Regions from separate parts of the Homo sapiens genome. Here regions 1 and 3 are each linked to region 2. The links are chromatin loops, found by intact Hi-C in ENCODE. Cell type or tissue: psoas muscle. All regions are shown on one strand. Links, peaks and the distances in the headings refer to the core of each region. The heading gives the core; the rest is flanking DNA.

Region 1 (5,636 bases), core at 673-4,672, 420 kb before region 2:
AGATATTATATATGATATGTTTTTTCTAAGCCATATGGAAGTTGAATACATCAAGCCCCTTTACCCTTAAATAATTCAATGTGTATTTCCTGAGAGAGATTCTCTTACATAATCACAGCAGAATTATCTAATTCAGGAAACTTAACATTAACATAAAATTTTAATCCAATCTATTTAATCTAGACTATGTCCATAGTCTAATTTTTCCAATTGGCCTAAAAATGTCTTTTATATCATAATTTTTTTCCTCCAGTACAGGATTCAGTGCAGAATCAGGTATTGCACTGGTCATCTTTCTTTAGTCTCCTTTAATCTGGGACATTTCTGCAGCCTTCTTTCTTTCTTTTTTTTTTTCTTTTTTTAATGTCATTGACATTTTAAAAAATACAGGGGAGGTTGAGGTGGGCAGATCAAGAGGTCAGGAGATCGAGACCATCCTGACTAACACAGTGAAACCCCGTCTCTACTAAAAAAAAAATACAAAAAACTAGCCAGGTGTGGTGGTGGGCGCCTGTAGTCCCAGCTACTCAGGAGGCTGAGGCAGGAGAATGGCGTGAACCCGGGAGGCGGAGCTTGCAGTGAGCCGAGATCGAGCCACTGCACTCCAGCCTGGGCAACAAAGCAAGTCTCCGTCTCAAAAAAAAAAAAAAAAAAAAAAAGAATACTGTTCCTTCCTCCTTTTTCTAACAGAAAATATCTAATTTTCAGTTTTTTGAAGTTTCCTTATACTTACATTTATGCTATACATCCAGCCAGAATACCCCACAAGTAATATTGTGTTCTTCTCGTAGTATTATATCCTGGAAGTACAAAATATTTATTTGTGCAGGGCACGATAGCTCACGCCTGCAGTCCCAGCACTTTGGGAAGCCAAGGTGAGTGGATCACCTGAGGTCAGGAGTTAGAGGACACCCTGGCCAACATGGTGAAACTCCATCTGTACTAAAAATATAAAAATTAGTTGGGTGTGGTGGTGCATGCCTGTAATCCCAGCTACTTGAGAGGCTGAGGCAGGAGAATCACTTGAACCCAAGAGGCAGAGATTGTAGTGAGCTGAGATTGTGCCACTGCACTCCAGCCTGGGTGACAGAGTGATACTCCACCTCAAATTAAAAAATTTTTTAAAGCTTATTTGCTTCTTTATTTTGTTTACCTAATCAAGGCATTGTCTGATTTCTACACTGTGTAGATATAATTATTCCCTTGAAACTAATAGGCAATCTGTTGGGAGTCAGTTTAAAAACATAAAAATATCCTGCTCCTCATCAAAATTCTTCCTTAGATTTAATATCCATTGGTAATTTGGCCCTGGACCAATCTTGACTATGACAGCTATAAAATAATAATTTTCTAACTCCAGCAGTTTCTCCACATTTACCAGTCAGCACCTGGCATTCTACAACAAGCAAGAGTCCTCCTTTTTCCTCTGTTTATTCACTTATTTATTTATCTAATTATTAAATAAATTAGTTCAGATTCATGGATTCCTGTTTTCTTCAGTGGTTTATGGTCATACTGTCCTTATATATTTTGGTATTTAAATTGTTTCAGTTTTGGGCAACAGGAGCCACTTCCTGCCAGCTCTTTTCCTGTGACATGCCCTCAGCATTTTTTTTAACACTTCCCTTCTCATCGACATAACAAGATGTTTCATTAGCTTCTAGAACTTTCCCTGTCCCAGGCCTACATTTAGTCACTTCTCTGAGGAGAAGAGCCCTTGTTCTTTCAGTAGAGAATGGTATTAGAGGACAAAATCTGAGTACTAGGTGTGCTCATTGCTACTAGACTTTTTTTTTCTTCTAGGTCTTTTCAGCAGCTAGAGTTGGGAAATAGATGCATGTATATATGTATGTACACAAATATACATATACACTTACAATATGCATATGCACATATGTATACACACATACACACATTTACCTGAGCACACCTGCATGTATATACACATACATTTATTTTAGAAATGAGTTCATACCAATGCTTCCAATTTAGAGCACACTCTCTTAACCACTATGTAATCATTTTGTATGTGCTTCCACAATGGCTGAATTAAAGATGAAAGATAGAATCCAAAGTGACTCAGAGAATTTCCTCTGTTCTATTTATGATCACTACAATTCCTGCTGAAAATTTCTGCCCCCTTTTTGGGAAGCAACACTGTGTGTCCTTGAAGATTCAATTTTGTCTTTGTTCATGTCTGAGCTCCTTCTCCTTGCAAGACTGTGACGGGAGTTGAGAGGACAGAGCCTGAATTTCTCCTAGAATTTAGAGTTTGTGACGACCAACTATTTAAAATATTCTTTGGTAATCTACATAAATTACCCCAAGTCCTAAGACAGCAGGTAGTCTGTCCACCAAAGGTATAAGCTGGTACTGGGAGGTTGATGAAAACCAAAGGCATGTAGGCAAAGTCTCTTTCAGGTTAGAATGTAAGAATGGTGGTAGCAAAGGAAGATGGAGTCCCCTATATCTTTAGGTGCTAGAATGTGGGGGAAGATGCAGTCCCCAGAGATGGACACAAGGTGGCTCAGTGAACCTGTTCCCTGGTGCTCCACATCTCCCTAGAAGGAAAAAGATAACTATGTTCAGCAGCAGGCAGTCATTGGACATTATGGCAGCTGCCCAGCCAATCCTTGCAAGCTCAGCAAGACAACCTAGAGTGAATGCAACCAACCGGCCTAAAGGGTGATGACCCTAGTCCCATGGACCATACCTGGGTGCAACACAAGCCTTCAGGGGAGTCACATTGACTGGTACACATTGGTTTGAGCTTTTCTTTATGGCAGTTGTGTTGAGGCAGGAGTATGTCATGACTTTGGAACAAGAGACCTGAGCTCTAGTCCTAGCTCTGCTGATAAATATGTGGTCTTGCATCACGGTATCATATACAAGATATGACCTCTCTGAGCATCAGATACTTTATTTATAAAATGAAAAGAGTGCAAGATTGTTACATGAATTTGATATAATAAATGTAAAGCCCATGCATATAGTTAAGTCTTAGATAAATGTAGACTTTGTTAAGAACAATATAAAAGGTCATAATATGTAATATATGCTAAATCCTTAGATATGTCCCCAAGTAAAATAGTCTAGACTGCTTTATAGAAGGCCTTAGAGTCTGATATCAGGAGAGAACTGAACTGGACCAAATACACAACCATTCTTTTTAGATGATTTCTTGGTGTGGATTGGCAACAGCTAACAAGACTGTTTCCTATGTCCATTAGCCAGAATTTTATAGCAATGTAATGGTTTGGATTCCTGTTTTTTGAGATTGAAGTTTTAGCTGCTTTTGTAACTGAAAACATACCCACTCTTGGTCCACTGTTATGCTAAGAACACCTGAAATATTGTATTTTCTTTGGAACTTAAGTTGCCAGATACGGTGCGGTCAAGGGCTGAAACTAAATACAAGCAGCCCCTTGCTGAAATATGCTCTGAGTGGGTCTGCTGCTGTCACAAGCAGCGTTTCTCCCTCAAAGAGTTGGCATTCCTCCAGTTTTCCCTGCCCGTGATCACACATCCACAAACCAGCCAGCATGGCTAGTTCCTCCTACCATTTCATGATTGCTGACAGGTAGAATGTGGCTTTTGTTCTTTTCCTACTCGGGAACTCAAATACCAGAGCTGCTGACAGATGATGTTGTGGCAGATTCATTTTGGAACACCACATTTCTTAGCAATGTGTCACAGGAGGAGAATGTCTCAAGCCTACAGCCTCAAAACCCCTCTGCTCTGGAAGTACCATTGCCCCAACCCAGATACCTTCTCAGGTGACACAGGGCGAGTACATGCCTCACCTTGCTGTAAGGAGATGGGAATGGAAGAAACTATGAATGGTAGAGTGCAAGTCCCTCCTAAAAGCATTGACATTGGGTTATTTTTTAAACATTGTACCGGCCAAAACAAGTGAGTCAACGTATTTGTGACTCCTACCCGATGCTTGCCCTTTGCAGAGCTTGACATAAGGAAGACATGTTAGGGAAGCCAAAGATAAATCCAACTCTTGGCTCTGCTATCAGCAGGCTCTGAGACCTACAGCAGTCACTCGACATCTCTGGGCCCAGTTTCTTCTTTAGTAAGATGAGGACAGGAAGCCTCAGGTGGACATGCAGGTCCTCTACCATCTTGTGAGTCTCGGACTCCAGATTGGTGGCAACCTACCTTTCTAGTCTAAGCTCCTGTCTGCTGGCCAACAGAGGTTTAGGGAGACCAGAAGCTAATACAATTTATGATGCCCTCTGTATGAAAAATTATAAAAAGTAAGTCAATAGTGAATATTTATTCAGAATGAGAAAAGAAAAATGCAAAAATATCAGCTTTAAAAAGCCAACAAATACCAGAAATATCACAAAACCCAGAAACAAATAACAGATTTGTATGAATTGGTATCGATAACATAAGATTTGTACTGATGTTCTAACAAGTCTCCCTAAATGCCTGTATTCTACATTTTTGGCTGCAGAGTCTGTTTCTTTTTATGACAAAATTCTGTAATATCCTTTCCTACAGAGAAACTAGAAAGATCATTCCATTTTTCCTGTAACATGGTTAATCAAAATTTGTTTATTATTAATGATAATTGAGAGAATTTCTTTCAGCTTCACAACCTATTATTGACAATATCATGTACATGTTTAGTATTACCAAATTGGGGAAGCTCCTCTACCAAGTGTCTTTCATATATGAGCTGTAAGATTGCAGCCATTCATGTTTCCCTGAGCAGAGACTAATCTGAAATACTCTTGAAATTGATGATACTCATTAATTAGGGCCTTGGGAAGGCATCTACTTTTACCACCTCACACTAGGTACCCCGCAGCCCCACCTTCATGCACACTGAACGTCTCACCTGTTCCTAACACACGACAACCTTCTACAGCTCTGTGGCTTTGCAGATGCTGATCCCTCACTGAATTGCCTTTCCTTTCTCCTCCCCCATACCCTTTCTCCAGGGTTCAAGCAGATTCAGTCACCATTCCTCTGCACTGTCCCTGCCTGGTACTCATAAGACTAGTAGAGAACCCTTCCTTTAGTGTTGTAATTCTGTTTGTCTACCTTCCCCACTAGACTTAGATTCCCTTAATTAAGGGAAGGCAATGATTCTCTCCATCTGTCTAGCACCAGGAATAGGACAGAAAAAGATGCTTGATAAGTGTATCACAAATAGAAATTCCTCAACAACACAGATGCAAGAAGTGCCACAATTCTTTACCTTTCTATAAGAAACCTTACTCTCCTCTAAGTTCTCTATTGTCAATCGATGATTTTTAAAAAACACACAGCATTAGTGATTTATTGGGGCATCTTTTTCCTCCCTTGGACTCAGGCAGTTCATGAAAATGGGGGCTCGCCCTAAGGCCACTAGTCAGCATTAGTTATCCTGGACACCGTTTCTCCTTCTGCCACTCTAGGAGGGTGATGGAATTGTAGTCCTCTCCTCTCACCTCTAGCCTGGCCCTCAGGGATCCCTTTCCCTGATTTCAAAATGGCAGCACTGGGGACAACCACTTAAATCACCTAGGTGGCTATCTTCCTTCCAAAGTGCAATCATCTTTAGGAGGTGCAAATGTGAGCAGGCAGCAGGTCTGTACCAACTGCAGGACATTTCAGGCTCACTTCCTTCAAGGCCC
Region 2 (6,354 bases), core at 936-4,935:
GAGTGGTCTTTCCCTGTGGGGAGGCTAGAAAAATACTGAAGCAGCTCATTTCAAGTGGATATCCTGCTAAGGTATACACAGATTCAAATGCTTTCTGCAGTCAAGCAAGTAGCTTAAATGAGGGAACCTGCCTATGGGTGAGAAAAGAGGGAGAGGCTGGAATTGTAGGCAACAGAAGGCTGTGTGCCGGGTTTCAAAGGGGCAGCTGCTATCCAGCCCCACCCAATTGTTGACAAGGCTTCTGTTGCCTGCAGCTTTTTACTTTTCAGGAAAAGCTGGATTTTCCTGTGAATCCTCTGGATTTTTAATCCAACTTTTCTAAAAACAACTGTTCAGGCTAACCTAAATACAAATGGGAGCTAAATCCACGTTCAATGTCTGCACCAGTGCAACTGGAAGTGTGGTCCCAGGTTCAACAACTGTTTCTTGCATTCCACAATGAGATGTGCATAGCAACTGAGAATAACACTTAGAAATAGCCATAACAGTTTGACAGGGTAATTTTGTCATGTAATTTTCTGAATCTAATAATAAAAAATTGGCTTGTATCTTATACATCTGTTTTATTTCCCTAATTTTTTAGAAACAAAAATATCAGTGGGCAGTAGATTAAAAATCTTGCCCATGACAGTTTAAGAAGCATTGCTGTGGTCTTCATCAAAGCAAGCGGACCACTGGAGGATGCTGTATTTGATAACTGAATCTCCGTGTCTAGAATCGTCACATGGACCGCCTGAAAGAGACAAGCCTATGAATCAAAATGCAACCAGTTCTTTCCAGCTGACAAATATTTGGCAGTAAAGAACCAGAGGAACGGGGGAAATAATGTCACTCCCGGAGGACCGCTCCTAGCCCATCAGATTACCAGGGTTCCTCCAGGGCCAGCTGTGGGAGGAATAGCCTGATGCCACGGTCACCTGGAGTTCCTTCTCCCTCCCACAGCACAGGAGGACCAGCCCCTTAGAGGCCCTCACTGAAGGGCAGAGGGCATGCTCTCAGGCGGTCATTTCTGTGTCTACCTGTTCCAACACACTGAGCTTGTCCAGGGCAGAGACTCCTGCTCCTCCATCCCCCCAACATGGCTCTTCTTCACTGAATTCTCTCCTCCTCTGCCAAATATAAGGTTCCTTGCTAGGCAAAGAACCTTGTCAGCCTCTAGTTAGGGGTGCTGAACTTTGGCAACTGGTAGCCTGCCTCCTACTTATCAGGTTCTATCCAAGCTGATCCTCCAGACTTTGTCCTCCCCTGCTTAGGCAGAAACTCTAGGGTAGGAAGTCCGTTGCCCGCTGCCGAAGCTCAGCACCCAAAGCAAGGTGGCCCACGTCCTTCCCTAGCACGGATCCCTATAGTAGGCAGTTGTGTCTGGGAGAGGCTAAGGCAAAGACGAGAGGGTCAGCTGGGCTAAAAACCGGAAGTGCTTAGAGACTGAAGAGTTTCTTCATCTTGAGAACCAAAAAGACAGACTGTCAGGTCTGCATGCTCCTCTCTGAGCTGAGGGAAACCCCCTAGGTAAATAGCTCCCAGTTGGAGGCGAGTGCCCCGACCCTTCCCCACTTCAGCAGCTTCAGCCTCCAGACTCAACACATGCTGGGCCATCTTGGAGGTCTGGTGTTCCAGGCCTCCCCAGCTGCCTGCACCTCCGAAAGGGGAAATGGGGGTGGGGTGGGAGGGCCAGGCCTGGGGAAGTGATTTTAGAAGTGCAAGTCTGGTGGGAGAGTTTTTCCGTCAGACCATCTGGAGGGAAGTAGTCATAATCTACTACAAGTTCTCCCGAAATGATCAAGTACACATAGGGAAATTGTTACATTGTTGAAAAACATGTCTGCTTCGCTTCCTCCTGGGGAGCTCTAAAGACTTTTATCAGAGATGGACTCCCTGCTTGAGGTACAGAGAGATTAAGATGAGGCCAAAGAACAGCTCTCTCCCCTTGTAATTCTCCAGGTAGCCAGTTTTCAGCTGGCTGCCATTTTTTGCAATTTAAGATGCTAAGAGAATTTAAATGAGATCAGCCCTGTGTGTGTAAAGAAGGAAACAGTCTGTATGGCCAAACAGAAAAGGTACCATGTTGTATGAGTTACTGCCTTTCACGTTAACTGGTGTGTGTGTGTGTGTGTGTGTGTGTGTGTAGAACAAAAGTACAGTTGTCTATACAATTAGTTATTTAAGCTATTTCAAGTACCATTACAGCAAGGGGGAAGGGAGGGAACATCTAAACTACATAAAATTATTTTTAAAAATTCGTTCTAGAAAAAAGGAAATGCCAGAGTAGTAAGATAAGGAGTCTTAATTAGCAACAAATTCATCTATTTCCTTCCTCCAAAACCGAGACAGTCTTCTAAGGCAATTTGCTTGGAGAGCAGTTTTGCGCCATAAATCTGGGACATGTTTTTCATGTGTGTTTGCCCTGTGTGAGGCTTAAGAAAAACACAGCAACCAAACCATCCAGTTCAGCCCTGGAGGGAAAGACCTAGAAGACCTAATCACCCGTGATGGCGATTACATAACAGAGAATCGCGCGCGCGCGCGCGCACACACACACACACACACACACACACACACACACACTCCAAGAGTCTCAAAAAAAAAAAAAAGAAAATCAGCCTTTGGCTTCCTGTCACAGAAGATATCTCCTTTTTTTTTTTTTCCTTTGTGAGGATCACTAAGAATGCTTCTTAAAGACCAAGTGGATGTCTTTGGTAGAAATAGAGGTCACTTAAGGATGATTTATAAGTGCACCCGAAGGCAAAATGAAGCATGTATCGATATCTAAAGTGCATCTGCATTTAGTGAAGCAAAAGCTCATAGTCTGTTTCTAATTTGTGCCTTGCAGATGCCCTCCCCACTAGGGAAAGGCCTGGCTCTGAGCAGCCGCCCCTCCCCGAGGCCGCCAAGCTCCCAGTTCAGGCCCTTTCTTGGGCAGCCGGAGTGCTCCTCTCTTAGATAATGCCAGGTACTCTGGAAAGTAGCCGTGTAATAATACACAAACCCCTGATGATGTCAGCGTGTTATTGACTTTCCAAGTCTGAATGACTGAGCAGAGGAGCGGGGGTGGGGCGCAATCCATCCGGCAGCGCGGAGACCGGCCAAGCGAAAATGGGCTCGCCAGCCTGGCGGGGGAGGGGCGGCTCGCAACAGCGGCGGCTGCTTCGAGCTCCGGCTCTGCCGCCGCGGCGTCGGGGTCGCTGCCGCCCAGCCCAGGCGGGGCTCGGGTTCCCGCTCCTCTGATGTTTACGTTTGGTCAAAAACTCCTCAGACAGAAATAACTAATGCCTCCCCCCGGAAGCTTTTACCACGTGGCAGAGTGGGGTCACAAAGGGGGGAGCAGTGGCACGAAGGGGATGGGGAGGAAGACCTCCCTGTTCCCTCCCCCACCCTGCAGGGGCCTTCCTCTTAGGCTGCAGAGCCGAGGGTCGCTCTCCGTGGTGGAGTTCCCTCTGCAGAAGACCCCTGGAAAATTGCACTTCAGCAGTGGTGACATTTTATAGGCCATGATTTGCTGCATTTATGGCTCTGGCAGTGCAGGTGCGGAGTCGTAGGCTCCCGTTCTCACCCTGCAAATTGCTCACAGTGCAATCTGTCATCTTCAAGGCTAGGTGTGAACCGGGCAGGGTTGCCCTTAAAACGGAATTGCAGTTAAAGGCCGGGATCTGGAAGGAAGCGCTCTACCCCGGGGCGTGGCCTTTCCCACCGGCTCTGGACCTTTCCTTCAAGCCCCGCCATGCGCGCCCACCGACTTGGCTGTCGCAGCCTGGGGGCACTGGGCGCCCTGGGCTCTGCCTGCCTGCAGAGCTCTCATTCTTTCCGTTCCAGGCCTGTGGAATCCTCCAGTGAACAAGGCCTCATGCTGGCCTCTGCCCCACCCCACTGCGAGGAGCCGCTCCTCCTCCGAGGCCTATGGTTTTTCTCCCCGCGGAGTGGGCTTGGTGGGAGCACCGCGTGGCGCAAACAGCACGGGGGGACTTTGGAATCGCCTGGACTTGAGCCCTGCCCCACCACGTGTTCGCTGTGTGAATGTGGACAGGGTGGTTACCCTCTCTACAGCCCGCGTCTTAAAATGGGAGTAGTAACAACCCCCTCAACAGTTGTTCTGAGGATTAAGTGAAATTCAGATTTCATAGGAGACCTTTTTCAATAGTCAAGTCTCTCGCCTTTATGAGTCAAGTTCCACTGGGGCCAGAGGCCCTGTGGTTGTTTCTGAAAACAAGGTCAGCAGAAGTGCTAGACCCATTGTTTCCTCAACTCAGCCCTTCCCCCTACACTCCTGGCAAAGTGGAGCCCGCAGCCTCTTCCGACCCACTTCCACCTTCACCCACACCCACAGGCTTACAGGGCAGAGCTGTTTTGTTGACGGGGCGGGGGTGGGGGTGGGGACGTGGAAACTGTACCTCTGACCTAAGCTGGACCATTCACGGCCCTTCTCAAATTTCCCTCCCCCACCTTGCCACAGGGGATTGGTCCCAGCGGGAAGAGCTGACATATTTGAATCCAATCAAAAGCCTTCTTGGGAAATTTTGAAACTGGAAGTGAAAAAGTCAGTTTCTCCCCAGGGCTAAAACTGCAAGATATTATAACATACATGACCATGTTTCCCATGGTCAGGAGAGGAGAGGCAAGGCCAATCTGAAGGCAGAAACAGAGATAAAGATCGAGCAGAAAACAAAGATAGAGCCTCAGCCACAGCCAGACAGGCTGGGAGAGAGCGCTGAGGCCAACAGGAGTCTAATGTTATTGGCAGCATCGGTTCCTGTGTCCCTGGTACAGCCCTGCCTGCCCCCGATTCCTTGCGACAGCCCATTATTTTTTGCCACAAATTCTTATTGTTTAACCTAGTTTGTGTTTTTGTTGCTTCTAATCCAAAAATCCCATGGCATTTACTAGTTTAACTTACACAGTATGTCAGTTGAGTTCAAGAGCTCCCCAGCCCCATTATAACCCCCCGAGAAGTCTTCTATCCTCCGCAGCATATGTCAGTGCCCCATAACAAGGTGCTCAATAAATGCTCTTCAGATTGCACTGAGCAAGTTGTGAGTGGACGGGAAGTGCCCTGGTGGCTGTTGAAACTGGAGGCTTCAACTGGTTAATTTAAAGGGGAAGCATCGCCAATTGCCACAGACTTCTAGAAGCCCATTTATTGTACCCTAGTGGTAATTAGGGCTTATTCAAGTGAATAGAAAGAGAAAAGAGAAGAAACTTTATCCCCTCTAAATTGCATTTAATAAAAATCTTGGAGAAAATGAGTGAATTGTCAGGCTTAATAATTTCCCCTGGGTCTTTGTTGGAGGGAGGCTGAGGAAATGTACAGTATTCTACATTTATAGGACAGCAGATCTGCATTTTAACAGAGTAAAATGCAGTCGTGGCTTACCCTCCTTTTTTCCCCCTTCATTTGTTTCCAAAGGGTTTTTTTCCAGCTCATGAGTCACTTCCAGTCAGATTCAAAGACAAAAGCCGGCTAATTGTGTGTCCATGAGTCAGGGTCCCACCCTGCCTTATCTGAACACCCTTTCTAGCTCTGAGAAGACAGAGCAATTTTCAGCCTATAAGGCATTGAGTGGAACCTGTTACACACCGCTTCTGGGTCAGGCTCTTTAGGGAGCAGTCCAGGCCCTTCCATTTCCTTCTGGCATCTGGCAGCTGATAGCACCTTGGGGTGTTTCCTTGCCAGTGTTATTTTCAGTCAGGAACTGTGCAGTCTACCCTGTTCCTAAGGCACCCTGTTGAGCCCAGAGAGATAAAGGTGAATTTAAAAGGAGGTCTAAACCCTCTAGCAATTTATCATATAATGAAGGAGAAAGGCAGAAAAGAATCACTGTTAGACAAGCTTTGAGGGTTATGGAAGAGTAAGTGCTAAGACTAATGATTTCTCAGTCTGCACCCCTTGCTGTCTCTCAGCAGCATTTTATCTGGTTGACTTTCCAACTACTTGAAACATTTTATTTCCAGACCTCCCTGATGTTACTTTGTTTTCCAAGCAGTGTCTATTTCCCACCCCCACTTTTTCTCTTATCCTTATGCCTTACATTCTCCCTCTTTCTAGATATCTCACTTCCAGATAATGGTACCACATCCAGCTGGCTGCTCATGCCCCAGAGACAATTCCTGATTTTTTTTTTTTTCTTTTTGAGACAGAATCTCGCTCAGTTGCCCAGGCTGGAGTGCAGTGGCATGATCTTGGTTCAATGTAGCCTCCGCCTCCTGGGTTCAAGGATTCTAATGCCTCAGCCTCCTCAGTAGCTGGGATTACAGGCGTCCACCACCACATCCAGCTCATTTTTGTATTTTTAGTAAAGATGGGGTGTCACCAGGTTGGCTAGGCTAGTCTCAAACTCTTGACCTCAGGTGATCTGCCCACCT
Region 3 (5,636 bases), core at 673-4,672, 310 kb after region 2:
GCTCCTCCCTGTTTTTCTCAATAAAGTTTGATTGGAACATAGCCACATGCATTTACATATTGTCCATGGCTACTTATGGCATAATAGTAGTTGAGACAGAGACCTTATGGCCTGCAGAGCCTAAATTAATATTTACTGTCTACTCTTTTACAGAAAAAGGTTGTAAACCCCGGTCTAGTTTAAAATGTTGTTTTTGTTTTTTGTTTTGTTTTGTTTTGTGTGTGACGGAATCTCGCTCTGTTGCCCAGGCTGGAGTGTGGTGGCACAATCTCAGCTCACTGCAACCTCCGCCTCCTGGGTTCAAGCGATTGTCCTGCCTCTGCCTCCTTAGCAGCTGGGATTATAGGCACCCACCACCATGCCCAGCTAATTTTTGAATTTTTGTAGAGACAGGGTTTCCCCATGTTGGCCAGGCTGGTCTTGACTCCTGACCTCAGGTAATCTGCCCACCTCGGCCTCCCAAAGTGCTGGAATTACAGGCATGAGCCACCACGCCCAGCCTAGTTTAAAATTTTTATCTATAGTGAGGAGCTTTTCCCATTACTTCTATTTCAGAGATTAACATGTTCCCCTTTTGCGAGTATTTTTAAACTGAAGTATCTATGATTTCTGTATCAATGATTATTACTAGAATTAGAAATTACATAATATACTAAAATGGATTTGTTTGTTTCCTCAGCTCTTTGAGTGACCATCCAGTAACGCAAAACTAAATTTTTTCTTAAAATGTGTGTAAATTTGACATGGCGCTTATTCCACAGTGTATCTGTGTTGGGTTTAGTATCTTAAAAATTATTTATAAGTTAAAATACTTTCTCCTGTTCCTGAAATATTACATTACAATGGACAGTTTAGAAAGACAGGCTGTGTTTTTGCAGCTCACAGTACCCTGCAATAACACTGTAGATTGTCACTGGTACATGTTTACCAGTTTAAGTGAACCAGACTTCACATATGCATGTTCCCAGCTAATTTGTACTGTTTGTATTTCTGACTTGTTCTGTGTTTGTGTCTCTTCTTGTGCTTACTTGGAGAACTCTTTATTAGGAACTTCCTAATATCAATAAGTAGAGCTTTGGAAATTTTAATAACTCCCTAATATTCAAGAGCACTATAGCCCCATGAAGTCTGTTTCTGCTTTAATATTTGAATCAAATCACAAGAAACTCTTCAGCTCAAAGTTTTTAGTTTTTTAAAAGATGTATTTACTATAATGGGGCACCAGGCCTCTGATCATTATATGAACTATATTCCATATTGTTTGTTGCTTTGACTAACAGAATTTCAGAATCTAATTAATAAGCCTTTTTATCAGCTCGGCCTACATCTTATTATCTCTTTCATTTCAGCTCTATCTGTACAGCTCTATACTGTAATAATAGTATGAATTAAATGAAAAGGAAAATGTAAGCAGTCATTTCCAGTTGCTGCTTGTAGTTTCTTTATTCCCTCCGGACTTCTTATATGAATTCAGAAAGTTCCTAAAAATGTTTTTTTAGGAACGAAGATTTTCATTTCATTTCTGATTTTGTATAAATACAAATAACTTTAAATATTGCCTTTGATTTTTCTTCTCTCACAATTTTCCAAATCCAGGATGGTACCTTGTTTGATGGTCGACCAATAGAGTCTCTGTCCCTGATAGATGCCGTAATGCCTGATGTAGTACAAACAAGACAACAAGCTTATAGAGATAAGCTTGCACAGCAACAGGCAGCAGCTGCTGCAGCTGCCGCAGCTGCAGCCAGCCAACAAGGATCTGCAAAAAATGGAGAAAACACAGCAAATGGGGAGGAGAATGGAGCACATACTATAGCAAGTGAGCTCAGACAAGAATTTTTTTTTAATTACATGGTTTATTTATTTATTTTTTTAAACTTTTAATTCGGGGTACATGTGCAGGTTTGTTATATAGATGAACTCATATCACAGGGGTTTGTTGTACAGACTATTTCATCACCCAGGTACTAAGCCTAGTGCCCAATAGTTATTTTTTCTGATCCTCCTCTTCCTCCCACCCTCCACCCCCCAGGAAGGTCCCAGGAGACAAGAATTTTTAAAAATTTTTTCTCAGAAGAAATGCCCCATCTTCTATGCTGAAATAATTTCATCTGTTAACTTGCACCAACTTGTTTCCCTAACTTGTATCACACAGTTCAATTCAGATTTTTATTCCTAAAGCTCCAAAAAGCTAGATTTACTTTTATTTTCTTTTTAAAATATCTAGAAACCCTTTTCCCATTGTTAAATGAATTTTTACATCTACATTTGATTTCTAAATAAAATTTGTAATACTAGTTATCAACAAATAACCATAGAGCTCTGACATCGAGATAAAAGGCAACTCATGTTATATGAATGATATCAGCAACCCCTACTGGCAGAAACTCAGAATAGTACTGATAGACATTATATTTAATTCAAACCATTTTATCGTTTTATCCATGTTTAGGTCTAATCATTTAAAGTCTCCCATCCCACTCCCACCCCCACCCCTCTAAAAAAAAAGTATGTGGTCAATACTTAATTAAAGATAAGAATTTATTTTCTGTGTGACTAAGACTGTGTAGTCATGTTCAGCTTAACTGGATATAATTGAAAAATGTTACACTGTGTGCGATAAAGGAAGGTATTTGCTAGTTAAGAAATCACCCATCCACCATGTTGTAATACTGCCTAACTGGAAATGCTTACTTGTGTTTCACGATGCAGATAATCATACTGATATGATGGAAGTGGATGGGGATGTTGAAATCCCTCCTAATAAAGCTGTTGTGTTGCGGGGCCATGAATCTGAAGTTTTTATCTGTGCCTGGAACCCTGTTAGTGATCTCCTAGCATCAGGGTATGTTTCTCAAAGTGATACTAAAATGACTTAAAAATATCTTATTGAACATTTTATAAACATATGCATTATTCAGGTTTTCTGTTGTTGCTTAGTTGTGGCCATTTTGTCTCTGTAAATTTTTTATTCCTTCATGAAGTAATTGTAGAATTTTTAATTAAACTTACTATTTCGAGAATGCTTGGGGGTCCCAACGTGTAGAATGGGAAAAATACTGGAAATGAAAATTCGTGATAGTCGTTTTTATTTGCCTTATTAATATTCAGATGTAAATATGTTGCCTTGTTCTGATACGTGAGAATGTCATGAGGATCTAAAATATATTGCATACTTTTATAGGTCTGGAGACTCAACAGCAAGAATATGGAATCTTAGTGAGAACAGCACCAGTGGCTCTACACAGTTAGTACTTAGACATTGTATACGAGAAGGAGGGCAAGATGTTCCAAGCAACAAGGATGTCACATCTCTAGATTGGAATGTGAGTATCACTATATCCATGATGGATATAATTACTAGTATACCTAACCCTCAGAGCCTCATACTCACGGCAGGGTTTGTCTATTTGTTCAGAATTTGGGGTTTTATTAACTAGTAACAACAAACCGGGAGTCGTCCCCTGCCAGCCCTCTCCCCCACTGTGGGACACAGACTTGCCTTAGTCAGACCAAGGTTCAACATCCAGCTCTTCAGTGTATCCCACAGCATATCCTTGGTTAAATTGTTACTTTTTACTCTGTACTTCATTTTCTTTAAATGTCAAGTAGAAGTGTGAAAATGGTACCTAAATATTTGAGATAATAGGTGAAAATTCTTACCATAATAACAAACAACATACTAAATCTATAACAACCGAGTCCTTAGGGGATAAAAGAATTCTGTGTAGCAAAAAACATGTTCTTGTTTTTCTCTGTATTCTGTGAACTGGTAGAACTTTATTACCAATTTCCTTTTAGGGATCATTAGTCTAGACAACGTCTGAATTTTATTCCCACTGTAGGAATCTTGTAATTCTCTGATTCTGTGTATGATTCAACATCTTTCAGGACAACTTGACTACTGTGACTTACAAAAAACTTTGACTTCGTTGTTGATAAATTCTCACCATTATAGTTTTAAATACATCTCTTACCTCGCTCCGCTACCCCCTGCCCCTCCCCCAAAACTCTTAGATTATTTCAGCATTGCAAAGAATATCAAGATAGTTGTTCTTTGCTCAGCAAATGAATGTTCTTTTCTCTTCTGTTTAACAACCCTTTGTGGACTTTCTAAAGGATCTTCCAATTCTTTTCCCCGGGAATGAGATCTATCTTTAAAATGATTATCCCCACTAAAGTTCTCAGTTTCTGTGAAATGTTTTTTCAGAAATCATAGCTAGGTATTTTTAGCATTTTCTTCCAAAATTGCCAGCAGCATATTTACTCTTCCCCTCCATATGACAATTCTAAAAATTCCAAAGGGGTTTAGCACATTGTAGTATTATTTACTTGTAAGATCAAGACAGAATTATTTTCTTAATATGGGCCCTTATTATATTTTAGTTCAGATATCTTACAGCTTTCTTACGCTACCTGGTCCACTGGCCATGTTAATGAAATTTATAGTTTACACTGAAAAGGATGGTTAATGAATATTGGTTTGTTGAGCTTGGTAGTTCTGAACTGCATTTTATAGTTTTGAAAAGTGTGGGCTTTTAAAAAATGTGTTATTCACGGTGAACTTGGAAAACATTATCCTCGATTAATGATTCTTTTCCATGGCTAAAGCAAGAGAGCCTGTGAGATTTCTCATCTTTACAGTATTTTCCTAGTTGAGCAGTTCATGAACTAAAACATTTAGGGACTGATAGTTTAGAGGAAACTTGACATTGTGTAGGATGTGGAAATAAGCTTTTACTGTTGACTTCAACATGGCTCCCCTTCTTCTTGAGACAGAGCCCTAAGGGATGGCCACATCCCAGCAGAATTGAGTCTGCAGTTCCCAGAACCAGCATTTGTTTTTGTTTGTCACTTAGCCATACTGCTAAATGGCTTGAGAGATGTGAAATAGGTGATCTTGTTTTGAATGCCCTTACCAAAAACCATCAATAATATGTCAAGTAATGCAGGATTTCATTCTCCAGTAATGTTTACTGATTCTAGCAATAGTCTGTTTACTATAATCTGTAACTTCTGTGTTTGCATAGAGTAGGTTAGATCTGTCCTTTTATTACACAATTCATCGAGGCAAGGTGCACAGCAAGGGAATATAAGTTGAGAGAAATTTATATGGACTTTTCCTCCTGGTAAAGTAGGCAGTTGTACTTACTTCATTAACTATAAAGTCAGCCTGTGCTCTTTTCTGGCTCTTTTCCTTGTTGATCTTTTTATTGGCAAATATTTCATAGTGGGAAGGGATTAATAATAGAAAGGAACATTCAAGTATTTAAGAATCTGATCATTCGAAACAATGATATTGTTTGGATCATACCCACACACTTCGTTTTAGACAGTAAAGGATTTAGAGGAATGGCCATATAAAACCTTCTAATCATATTTTAAAGTTTTTCTTTTTTACTTCTAATAAATCATTGTAAGACTATGAATTTGATGTTCTTCCCAGTCCACCACTCTACCTTCATTCTTAGTTGTGTGAGTCTGTGAGAATACTTTTGGCATGCATGAGGTGGGGTGATGTAGATCCTGGTCCAGAGCAATCACTGTCAGTTGTTGAACTTTGGATATAAGGCCCCCATACAACATTAGTGTCACACAGTGGAAGGGTTTCATAGGCCTTTAGTGGCACTCACAAG

The links. Peaks named below come from ENCODE experiments on the same cell type or tissue, not always from the same donor. Only the 100,000 strongest peaks of a DNase experiment are listed, where the experiment ranks them.
Region 1: a loop joins it to region 2, with 2.2 times the contacts of the local background. A loop is called at or near these places in 37 of 110 quality-filtered maps.
Region 3: a loop joins it to region 2, with 4 times the contacts of the local background. A loop is called at or near these places in 83 of 110 quality-filtered maps.

Annotation. Positions count from the first base shown.
Region 1 is chr3:177,774,827-177,780,462 of GRCh38, reverse strand. No RefSeq gene overlaps it. Among named protein-coding and RNA genes, the nearest start is that of LINC02015, 39 kb to the left of the region's middle. In psoas muscle, for the core only: a CTCF peak has its summit at 2,507 (motif pointing right); a DNase peak (open chromatin) is centred at 2,562.
Region 2 is chr3:177,356,730-177,363,083 of GRCh38, reverse strand. No RefSeq gene overlaps it. Among named protein-coding and RNA genes, the nearest start is that of LINC00501, 65 kb to the right of the region's middle. RefSeq lists enhancers at 1,419-1,618, 2,909-3,203, 2,714-3,555, 4,229-4,523, 4,410-4,649 and 1 more. In psoas muscle, for the core only: no CTCF peak of the experiment used is centred there; DNase peaks (open chromatin) are centred at 2,513, 3,063, 3,833, 4,343 and 1 weaker place; H3K4me3 peaks cover 3,109 bases; H3K27ac peaks cover 4,000 bases.
Region 3 is chr3:177,047,687-177,053,322 of GRCh38, reverse strand. It overlaps TBL1XR1 (TBL1X/Y related 1), which reads left to right. Exons shown (of 16, transcript NM_024665.7): 5 at 1,597-1,819; 6 at 2,713-2,845; 7 at 3,185-3,326. TBL1XR1-AS1 (TBL1XR1 antisense RNA 1) reads right to left here. Exons shown (of 4, transcript NR_174966.1): 4 at 5,400-5,636. Among named protein-coding and RNA genes, the nearest start is that of TBL1XR1-AS1, 13 kb to the right of the region's middle. In psoas muscle, for the core only: a CTCF peak has its summit at 2,382 (motif pointing left); no DNase peak of the experiment used is centred there.